Linked DNA regions of Homo sapiens: region 2 is linked to region 1. A link is a loop called in an ENCODE intact Hi-C map of the cell type or tissue named here. Cell type or tissue: gastrocnemius medialis. All regions are shown on one strand. Each heading gives the region's core, and the rest is flanking DNA. Links, peaks and the distances in the headings are about the cores only.

What was found. Peaks named below come from ENCODE experiments on the same cell type or tissue, not always from the same donor. Only the 100,000 strongest peaks of a DNase experiment are listed, where the experiment ranks them.
Region 2: a loop joins it to region 1, with 9 times the contacts of the local background. A loop is called at or near these places in 104 of 110 quality-filtered maps.

Annotation. Positions count from the first base shown.
Region 1 is chr1:9,492,957-9,498,330 of GRCh38, forward strand. No RefSeq gene overlaps it. Among named protein-coding and RNA genes, the nearest start is that of SLC25A33, 44 kb to the right of the region's middle. In gastrocnemius medialis, for the core only: a CTCF peak has its summit at 2,453 (motif pointing right); a DNase peak (open chromatin) is centred at 5,067; H3K4me3 peaks cover 457 bases.
Region 2 is chr1:9,571,105-9,576,478 of GRCh38, forward strand. SLC25A33 (solute carrier family 25 member 33) reads left to right here. Exons shown (of 7, transcript NM_032315.3): 5 at 2,242-2,308. It also overlaps the pseudogene RPL9P11. Among named protein-coding and RNA genes, the nearest start is that of TMEM201, 15 kb to the right of the region's middle. In gastrocnemius medialis, for the core only: CTCF peaks have their summits at 2,009 (motif pointing left) and 2,816 (motif pointing left); a DNase peak (open chromatin) is centred at 1,434; H3K27ac peaks cover 1,828 bases.

The DNA of each region.
Region 1 (5,374 bases), core at 283-5,282:
CACTTGAACCCGGGAGGCAGAGGTTGCAGTGAGCCAAGATCGCACCATTGCACTCCAGCCTGGGCAACAAGAGCAAAACTCCGTCTCAAAAAAAAAAAAAATTCAATATTGTATATTGTGACCAACTCAGATGTCACTTTGGGCCAACACAGCCCTTTGAAATTTAGACAAACATGGCTCAAATGCCCTGATTTCACAGCCTGTGCAGGTCCAGACTAAAATCACAAACATATTTGGGAAGCCGAGGCGGGTGGATCACTTTAGGTCTGGAGTTCAAGACCAGCCTGGCCAACATAGTGAAATCCCATCTCTACTAAAAATACAAAATTTAGCCAGGCGTAGTGGCACGCACCTGTAATCCCAGCAACTCAGGAGGCTGAGGCAGGAGAATCGCTTGAACCTAGAAGGCGGAAGTTGCAGTGAGCTGAGATCACACCACTGCATTCCAGCCTGAGCGACAGAGCAAAACTCCATGTCAAAAAAAAAAAAAAATCACAAACACAGACACACAATTTCTTCCAGTTCTCAGTTCACTCCCATCATGGTTCCCAGGCTGCTCTTCCTGCTGTGGCTGTGGCCACCGCCCAGCTGCGGGTCAGCTCACCTTCACCTGTTGGCCAGTTGCCTCCAGAATCCAGTCACACTCAGTATGTCCTGGGATTCATGCCTTACTAACAAGGAAGACCTGGGGAGAAAGGAGGACTTCAGGGCTCCCTCAAAGGAGGACACAGGGGTGGCTATTAGCTGGCCTACGGCCAGGGGCCCATTTACATGAAAGATGTCATCAGCCATTGGAGAATAATACCAGAAAATAATACAAAAATATGTTATTGGGCAGGTGCGGCGGCTCACGCCTGTAATCCTAGCAGTTTGGGAGGCCGAGGTGGGCAGATCACTTGAGGTCAGGAGTTCAAGACCAGCCTGACCAACATGGTGAAATCCTGTCTGTACTAAAAATACAAAAATTAGCTGGAAATCACTTGAACCCGGGAGGCAGAGGTTGCAGTGAGCCAAGATCATGCCACTGCACAGAGCAAGACTCCATCAAAAAAAAAAAAAAGAAGTTATTAATAAATATCCTCGACCAGGTGAAGTGGCTCATGCCTGTAATCCCAACACTTTGGGAGGCCAAAGCAGGCACATCATGAGGTCAGCAGTTTGAGACCAGCCTGACCAACATGGTGAAACTCCATCTTTACTAAAAATACAAAAATTAGCCAGGTGTGGTGGTGGACGCCTTTAATGCCAGCTACTCAGAAGGCTGAGGCAGGAGAACCACTTGAACCTGGGAGGCGGAGGTTGCAGTGAGCCAAGATCGCACCACTGCATTCCAGCCTGGGCAACAGAGTGAGACGCCATCTTAATAAATAAATAAATACTTTATCCTCACAAATGGGTTTTTAAAAGTGAAATTCTAGAATTTTTCCCTAATGGCTCATCCATTATTTCACCTGTAGATTATTGCTTTCTCCTAATTTCTTCCTTCCTGAATTAAACTATAACCATCAACTTGAGAACTTAAAACACATACTTTGCTAATTTTTTGAAATTATTATTTGATAGCCAGGCGCGGTAGCTCACGCCTGTAATCCCAGCACTTTGGGAGGCCGACGCAGGCACATTGCCTGAGCTCAGGAGTTTGAGACCAGCCTGGGCAACATGGCAAAACCCCGTCTCTACTAAAAATACAAAAATTAGCCGGGTGTGGTGGCTCATGCCTGTAATCTCAAGTACTGGGGAGGCTGAGGCACCAGAATCGCTTGAATCCGGGAGGCAGAGGTTGCAATGAGCTGAGATCACGCCACTGCACGCCAGCTTGGGCAACAAAGTACGACTTTTTCTAAATAAAAATAAAAATTCTTATTTGGAGTTGCTGGGAGAGAAGGAGGCGGCCGGTAAACCCTGGCACCCTCTCCTTTTAGCATCACCTCTGCGTGTCTTAACACTCAGCCTCCCTCAAAAACCAGGTGGCAGAGCCCTTCCCTGGTCTTCTCGCTCATAGAGGGAGGGTCCTGGGAGGGGGCCTCTCTGCATTCCCCACCCTGGCAGCTCTGGTTTAGTGAGTGGATGGGCTACCCTGGGCTGCTGTGGGCATTCCGGGGGGAGGAGGTTTGCCTCTCTCCGCCGCTTGGGGTGTGTCCTGGGAGAGCCGGAGGGGCAGAGCGGGGAGGGGAGGGGCTTGGTCTTCGTCCTGGGTAAGGTTGGTAGTGGCTGGGTAAAGGGCTTTAGGCTACCATCTTCCAGAGGGGCCACCAAGGGTCCCCCAATCTGGTCCTGGGGATGGTGGCTCAGGACCCTCGAGAAAGCAGGCGGGGAGAAAACTCAGCGTGGCTACCATTGGGGACCTTGATTAGTAGGTCATACCGCAGTGCCCACCGCAAGGGTGGCCACTGCGGACGCGAGGGCAGCCCCGCCTCAAGTAGCGCCCCAGAGCGGCCACTCCTCGTGCGGCCACCAGGGGGCGCAGCAGCGCCGGCAGGAAGCGCGGGAAAGCGGCCGCGATGGCCTCGGAAGAGGATGCGCCCCGCGCCGCCCGCCCTGCGCCATGCACTGTTACCCCTCGGTCCTCACCCGCACTGCGGGTGCGGGGTGGCAACTACCCCAGCTGGATAGTGAGGGTGCCGGGACGCAAGCCCGGGGCAGGCTCTCAACTGCCCCCGCCCTTGCTTCTCAGTCGCCCTGCACACAGCCTCCCCCGAAACCAAAATCCCCCAGGAGAGTGTGGTACCTCCATTACAGTCGACACGTCATTGTCACTAAAGTCAGAGCTGACACCGGAGCTCACTCCTGGTAGTGTTCATTCTACGGGCTTTGACAAATGTGAAATGCATTATGGCGTGCATCTACTATTGTAGCGGCATAAGAATAGTTAGACTGCCCGAAAAATCCCGTGTTCTTTGCCTGTTCACCCCTCCCTACCACCCCCAACCCCTGGCCACCACTGAACTATTTACTGTCTCCACAGTGTCGTCTTTTGCAGAATGTCACATAGCTGGAATCATGCAGCATGTAGGCTCTTCAGACTGGCCTCTTTCACTAGTGATACGCACTCAAGCTTCCTTCTGTCTTTTCTTGACTTGCTAGCTCATTTCTTTTCAGCACTAAGTAATATTCCACTGTCTGAAGTTCCACCGTTTTGGGGATCTTTGTGTTTTTTGTTTGTTTGTGAAACAGAGTCTCACTCCGTCACCCCGGCTGGAGTTCAGTGGCACAATCATGGCTTACTGCAACCTTGAACTCCTGGGCTGAAGCAATCCTCCTGCCTCAGCCACCCAAGTAGCTGGGACCACAGGCACACACCATCATGCCTGGCTAATTTAAAAAAAAAAAAATTTATAGAGATGATGTCGGCCCAGGCGCAGTGGCTCATGCCTGTAATCCCAGAACTTTGGGATGCCAAGGCGGGTGAATCACTTGATGTCAGGAGTTCAAGACCAGCCTGACCAACATAGTGAAACCCTGTCTCTACTAAATACAAAAAATTAGCTGGGTGTGGTGGCGCATGCCTGTAATCCCAGCTACTCAGGAGGCTGAAGCAGGAGAATTGCTTGAACCTGGGAGGCGGAGGTTGCAGTGAGCCGAGATTGCACCATTGCCCTCCAGCCTAGGCAACAAGAGCAAAAAATCCATCTCAAAAAAAGAGAGAGAGAGAGAGAGAGATGATGTCTCATTATGTTGCCCAGGCTGATCGCAAACTCCTGAGCTCAAGCGATCCTCCTGCCTCGGCCTCCTGAAGTGCTAGGATTATAGGAGTGAGCCACCGTGCCCAGCCCCAGCATGATATTTGTGGAAGGGAAAGGTGATCAAGATGACTGTGAACTAAACTGTGACATAGGGCTGGAGAGCTGATATACCCATCAGCCCAGACCGCCAAGGGGCATTGCCGGCCTTACCAGCTGGATGCAAACTGCTTCTGCTGGGCCTTATGGACAGGTATAAAGAGAAAGGCATTGGTCAGATCAACAGCTGCATGCAGTAGCAGGGACCAGAGATGTGTGAATTTTGGAGTCGCCACTTGGTTAAGTTTACAATAATCCACTATCAGTTTCCAAAGTCCATCTGTCTTCTGCACAGGCCAAATCGGAGAGTTGAATGGGGATGTGGTGGGGGTCACCACCCCCGCCTCCTCCAAGTCCTTGATGGTGGTGCTAATCTCGGCAGCCCCACCCCAGGGATGCAATGTTGCTTTTGATGTACTATTTTCCCAGGCAGAGGCAACGCTAATGGTTTCCATTTGGCCTTTCCCACCATAACAGCCCTCACCGCACAAGGTAGGGAACCAGTGTGGGGATTCTGCCAGGTGCTAAGTATGTCAACTTCGAACCTGGAACCAGAAAATAACCCCAGGATGGGTTCAGGGATCCACGGGAGCCACCACAAGTTGGACCTAAGCTAAAACTCCACTGAGCACCTGACATCTGTAAGGTGTCCCTATGTTGCCCAGGCTGGTCTCAAACTCTTGCGCCCAATGATCCTTCTGCCTCGGCCTCCCAAAGTGCTGGAATTGCAGGTGTGACCCACCACACCCAGGGACCACAGATTATTTATCTGTTCACCTACTGGAGGACATCTTGGTTACTTCCAAGTTTGGGTAATTAGGAGTAAAGCTGCCATAAACATCCATGTGCAGCTTTTTGTGTGGATGTAAGTTTTCAATTCATCAGCTGGATCGTATAGTAAGAGTATGTTTAGTCTTGTAAGAAACTACCAAACTGTCTTCCAAGGTGGCTGTGCCATTTTGCATTTCCACCGGCAATGAATGAGGGTTCCTGTTGGTCCACATCCCCACTGGCATTTGTGTTGTCAGTGTTGTGGACTTTGGCTATTCTTTTTTTTTTTTTTTTTTTTTTTTTTGAGATGGAGTCTCACTCTGTCACCTAGGCTGGAGTTCAGTGGCACAATCTCAGCTCACTGCAAGCTCTGCCTCCCGAGTTCAAGCAATTCTCCTGCCTCAGACTCCCGAGTAGCTGGGATTACAGGTGTGTGCCACCATGCCTGGCTAATATTTGTATTTTTAGTAGAGACGGGGTTTCGCCATGTTGGCCAGGCTGTTCTGATCCACACGCCTCAGCCTCCCAAAGTGCTGGGATTACAGGCGTGAGCCACCGCGCCCAGCGACTTCGGCCATTCTAATAGGTATGCAGTACTTTCCTTTTTGTTTTACTTTGCAGTTCTCTAATGACAAATGATATCGAACATCTTCTCATATCCTATTTGCCCTCTGCATATCTTCTTTGGTGAGGTGTTGGTCAGGCATTTGCTCCATTTTAAAATCAGGTTGCTCATTTTCTTATTGTTGAGTTATTTGTATATTTTGGTTTTTTGTTTGTTTTTTGTTGTTGTTGTTGTTTTGAGACAGTCTTGCTCTGTTACC
Region 2 (5,374 bases), core at 101-5,100, 78 kb after region 1:
ACTATGGGTTATGCAATGAGGGTGTAGGGCTTGCAGTAGAGTTTCTAGTAGGGTCAGTGACAGCTCATAGGGCATCTGTTCTCTTTTGAGGGAACCATTCCACTTCCTACTGAAAAGCCATAGCGGGACTTCTTCCCCGGGATGTACTTGCAAAACATGAACGTGTAGATTTCTGAGAGAAGGGAAGGCTTTTTTGTTTGTTTGTTTTTGAGACAGAGTCACTCTGTCGCCCAGGCTGGAGTGCAATGGCGCAATCTCGGCTCACTGCAACCTCCGCCTCCTGGGCTCAAGGGATTCTCCTGTCTCAGCCTCCCGAGTAGTTGGGACTATAGGCACGTGTCACCACACCCAGCCAATTTTTTGTATTTTTAGTAGAGGCAGGGTTTCACCGTGTTAGCCAGGATAGTCTCGATCTGCCTGCCTCGGCCTCCCAAAGTGTTGGGATTACAGGCGTGAGCCACCCCACCCGGCCGAGAAGGCTCTTTTGTATAGAGTTCTATGTTCATTTAAACAGAAGGGTTTTTTTTTTTTAATTGGTATTGTTTTGTTTTGATACAGGGTCTGGCTGTGTCACCTAGGCTGGAGTGCAGTGGCATGATCTCAGCTCCCTGCAACCCCCACCTCCTGGGCTCAAGCCATCCCTCCTGCCTCAGCCTCCTGAGTAGCTGGAACTATAGCTGCATGCCACCATGCCCAGCTAATTTTTTTGTATTTTTTGTAGAAATGGAGTTTAACCATGTTGCCCAAGCTCGTCTCGAACTACTGAACTCAAGTAATTCACCTGCCTTAGCCTCCTAGAGTGCTGGGATCGCAGGCATAAGCCACCACGCCGAGCCTAGAAAGATATTTTAGAGAACTTAAATTGGCATTTTACGAAAAATTTGCATCTCCTACCAGTCTGTAAGATGTACACACCAGTTTTGTCTGCCGTTGTTACTCCAAATACAAGTATGACCAACCTGTCTGAATATTTATAGCTAATTATTTCTAGACCCTGAATAGAAAATCTTAAAGTTGCTTTATACAAGGAAGCCATTTCTATGTGATACAGAGCTCTGAGGAGGAAAGGCAGAGTTCCAAAACAGGTAGCCCTTTACTTAAAGATAGGCCAGTAGTGAGTTAGCATAAGCTAACAACTATTAATCTGTTTTGTAACTTTTGCAAAGTTAACTTAGAACCCTTGATAAATAAAGCAGACCTCAAGGAAGTTCTTAAAACCAGTGTCAGCCGGGCTTGGTGGCTCACGCCTGTAATCCCAGCACTTTGGGAGGCCGAGGCGAGCGGATCACGAGGTCAGGAGATCGAGACCATCCTGGCTAACACGGTGAAACCCTGTCTCTACTAAAAATACAAAAAAAAAAAAATTAGCCAGGCGCGGTGGCGGGCACCTGTAGTCCCAGCTGCTCGGGAGGCTGAGTCAGGTGAATGGCGTCAACCCGGGAGGCGGAGCTTGCAGTGAGCCGAGATCGCGCCACTGCACTCCAGCCTGCGACAGAGCAAGACTCCCATCTCAAAAAAAAAGAAAAAACCAGTGTCTTCCTAGTATCAAATTAATCTGCTTCCACAGCACTATAGAGGGTGTGAGGTATTACAGAAGAGATACTGTATGTCAGACTGATACCATGGTGTTGCTTTTTTTGGTTGTCCTAGAATGATTCACAGTGTTAGGTGAGGGAGGTTTGGCTGGGTGTGTTGGCTCATGCTTGTAATCCCAGCATTGTGGGAGGCTGAGGCTGGAGGATCCCTTGAGCCCAGGAATTGAGACTAGCCTGAGCAACAAGGGAGACCCGTCTCTACAAAAAAAAAAAAAAAAATTTTTTTAAAGAGATGGAGAAGGCATACTCACCAAATGGTTATCATATAACCAAATAAGCAGATCAGTCTTAAAAGTTAAATTATTTCTGGATCTGAGGCTTATAAATTGAGGTTTAGGACAGTTACAATTTTCAGTAGGAATCACATTAACACAGATATCAACACCACCACCTACAGGTTGAAAAGACTAGAAGGGATTCTAGAAAATTAAGAGAAATTTATTTTAGATCCAGCAATACCAATAGATGTTACACTTAATGGGGAAACTGAAGCTTCTATCTGCAGGATAGAAATATAACTGCTTCCTACTGTCTTTTTATTAGGCCATTGAAATCCCTATTTCAAAGTTTATTATATGATAATAGACATCTTTAATAAGTATGGACTATGTACAGTGTTGACCTTTACTGTTTTTTTTTTTTCCAGCTTTTATCACAAATTCCTTAATGAATCCTATATGGATGGTTAAAACCCGAATGCAGCTAGAACAGAAGTAAGTTATTATTTGTTCCTTCCTTAATGAAAGGATTTTTGGGATTTTTTTTTCTTGCCCCAATTCCTCCACATCTCTAAGGATGAGATATAGAGATGTACCCCCCTCCTCGTTTCCTTAATCTAAGTGCACGCAGGATTCCTTTTGTGTTGAGGTTTGTGCTATAAGCATCATGGGAAGATGAGGGCGACAGAGATGACAAACAGGGGAAGGAGGGGATATCTCTGGTTGTGTCCCCTGATCCGCAGTCCCACCTGTTGTCTCAGAGAGTCAGTGACTGTCTCTCCTTTGCAGACCCCACCCCAGTTGAAGTGCTGTGGGTTCTCCTCCGGATGGTCTCCCTTTCAAAAGGGAAGACAGTACAGGCACAACACTGAGTGTCCTCAGACCTCAGAGGGCTAATTTTAGTCTCCAAAGGCCCTCAGCTGTAATAGGTTTCTACCCTCAAGCTCCAGCCAGGGGTTTGTAACATTTTGTGGGGCTCTGTGGATTCCTTTGGTAGTCTGGTGACACCTGCAGGCCCTTTTTAGAATAATGTTGTTTTTTGAGTTTTTTTGTTTTTTTGTTGTTGTTGTTGTTGTTTTGTTTTTTTGTTTTGAGATAGGGTCTTACTTGTTGCCGAAGCTGAAGTGCAGTGGTCCAATCTTGGCTCACTGCAATCTATGCCTCCTAAGTAGAATAATGTATTTTGTTTCCTTTTCTTTTCTTTTTTTTTTTTTTTTGTTCTTTTGAGGCAGGGCCTCATCTATCACCCAGCCTCGACCTCCCAGGCTCAAGCAATCCTCCTGCCTCAGCCTCACCTCCTCAGTAGTTTGAGACCACAGGTGCATGCCACCACACCCAGCTAATTTTGTTTTTCTTGTAGAGATGGATCTTGCCATGTTGCCCAGGCTGGTCTCAACTCCTGGGCTCAAGCAGTCCTCCTGCCTTGGCTTCCCAAAGTGCTGGTATTACAGGCGTGAACCACCACACCAGGCCTTAATAAGGTTTTTAAAAATACACTTGTCAGTGATACAGTAGTATGCCTCTTTAACACATTAAATTAATAAGATATGGCAGTAGTCCAGTAACTACTATAATTTCTAAGAAATGATAAACAGTGTCCTGTGATGTTTTCAACAAATGTAATGTGACATGAAAATATTTCTGTGTGTGTCAAATCACAGTTACTACTGCTGCTACTACTGTGGCCTGTGTATTTACATTCGTAATGAATACAATTAACCCAAGCTAATGGAACCCGGTGTAAAGAGTGTTTTAGACTTAATAAAGCTAAGCTTCATCTAAGTTGTAAAAAACCCTAGCTGAAATAAAATAAACTATGAAGGTGGCTTTAATACTTCTGAAGACACAATAGCTAAGACCCAAATTGGGATTAGATACCCCACTATGCTTAGCCCTAAACTCCAATAGTTAACAACTTCAACTATTGGATTTCGGTTAGGGATTAGGGTTAAAGATGCATTTTCTCCCCAGTCCAAGTGAAGGAACTACCAGCATTCTATTAAGAACCCCTGTAGGCCGGGTGCGGTGGCTCACACCTGTAATCCCAGCACTTTGAGAGGCTGAGGCGGGCAGATCACGAGGTCAGGAGATCGAGACCAACCTGGCTAACACGGTGAAACCCTGTCTCTACTAAAAATACAAAAAATAAGCCGGGCGTGATGGTGGGCGCCTGTAGTCCCAGCTACTTGGGAGACTGAGGCAGGAGAATGGCGTTAACCCGGGAGGTGGAGCTTGCAGTGCGCCAAGATCGTGCCACTGCACTCCAGCCTGGGTGACAGAGCGAGACTCTGGCTCAAAAAAAAAAAAAAAAAAAAAAATAAGAACCCCTGTATTACTGTGTTGCCTGGAAATGTATGCACTGGAAACTTCCAGCCAGTCCACTCTGATTTTCAGCTGCCTCTAAAGAAAGGAGGCAGAGCTGGGCGTAGTGGCTCATGCCTGTAATCCCAGCACTTTGGGAGGCCGAGGCGGGTGGGTCACAAACTCAGGAGTTCGAGACCAGCCTGGCCAACATGGTGAAACCCCGTCTCTACTAAAAATACAAAAATTAGCCAGGCGTGGTGGTGGGCGCCTGTAATCCTAGCTACTTAGTAGAGTGAGGCAGGAGAATCACTTGAACCCGGGAGGTGGAGGTTGCAGTGAGCCGAGATCACACCACTGCACTTCAGCATGGGTGATAGAGTAAGACTCTGTCTGGAAAAAAAAACGAAAGCAAAACGAAAGGAGGCAGGGAGTACCCCAGGAAGGGTAGGTAGGGGCCCCAGTTCATTTTTCTTCCTAATGACCATGATAACCTCTGCATGAGTCACTTGACTCCAAGTTCGCCCAATCAATCTATTCTGCCCAAAAGAGCCTTCTAACATGCATCAGGTATAATCATTTGAACAGACCACTTGTTCAGACTCTTTTGATGAATCTGTTCCTCTCAGGGTAAATTCCTAATTCAGCAGTCCTGTAGTTTTCCAAAAATGTCATGTGCTTTTATTGCTCTGTCTCCCCACATATGCTGTCCCTCACCAGAGATTCCCCCTTCCCCTTCCTGGTCATGCTGTCACCTGTTGTGGAAGCCTTTGGTAATTCCTCCTAATTCCAAGTGTCCCATAGTAAACTCATATCACTTCTGTTTAGCAAGGGATAAATGCGTCCATCAGCTGAGAGCCTGTATATGTATTCTTGTCATTCTGCCTAATGATGGTGCTCAAGAATACTTTAGAACTTTGGGTGAGCTCTGTTAATATTTGTCTCTCAGCAGTGAATATTTGTTGCTTGCACTAGTCACTAGGGAAACAGCAGGGAATTAAGACCTAGCTTCTAGGAACTTACAGCTTCACAGATAAGATAATTAAAGTTTGGTGGGATAAGGTTGCTGAGGGTGCCACTAGACCTTCAAGAGTCACCCAGTACAGGTTGGGTTAAGAGAGAGAAGGTTGGGAGGGCCTTCAGAGGCAGCAGCACCCAACTCCCATCTTAAGAATAGCCAGGTGGGCTTTGCCGTGTCTACTGTGAAAATGAAGACCATTCACAGCAATCAGACTGTTGTCATTCCAGAAAATGTCAACA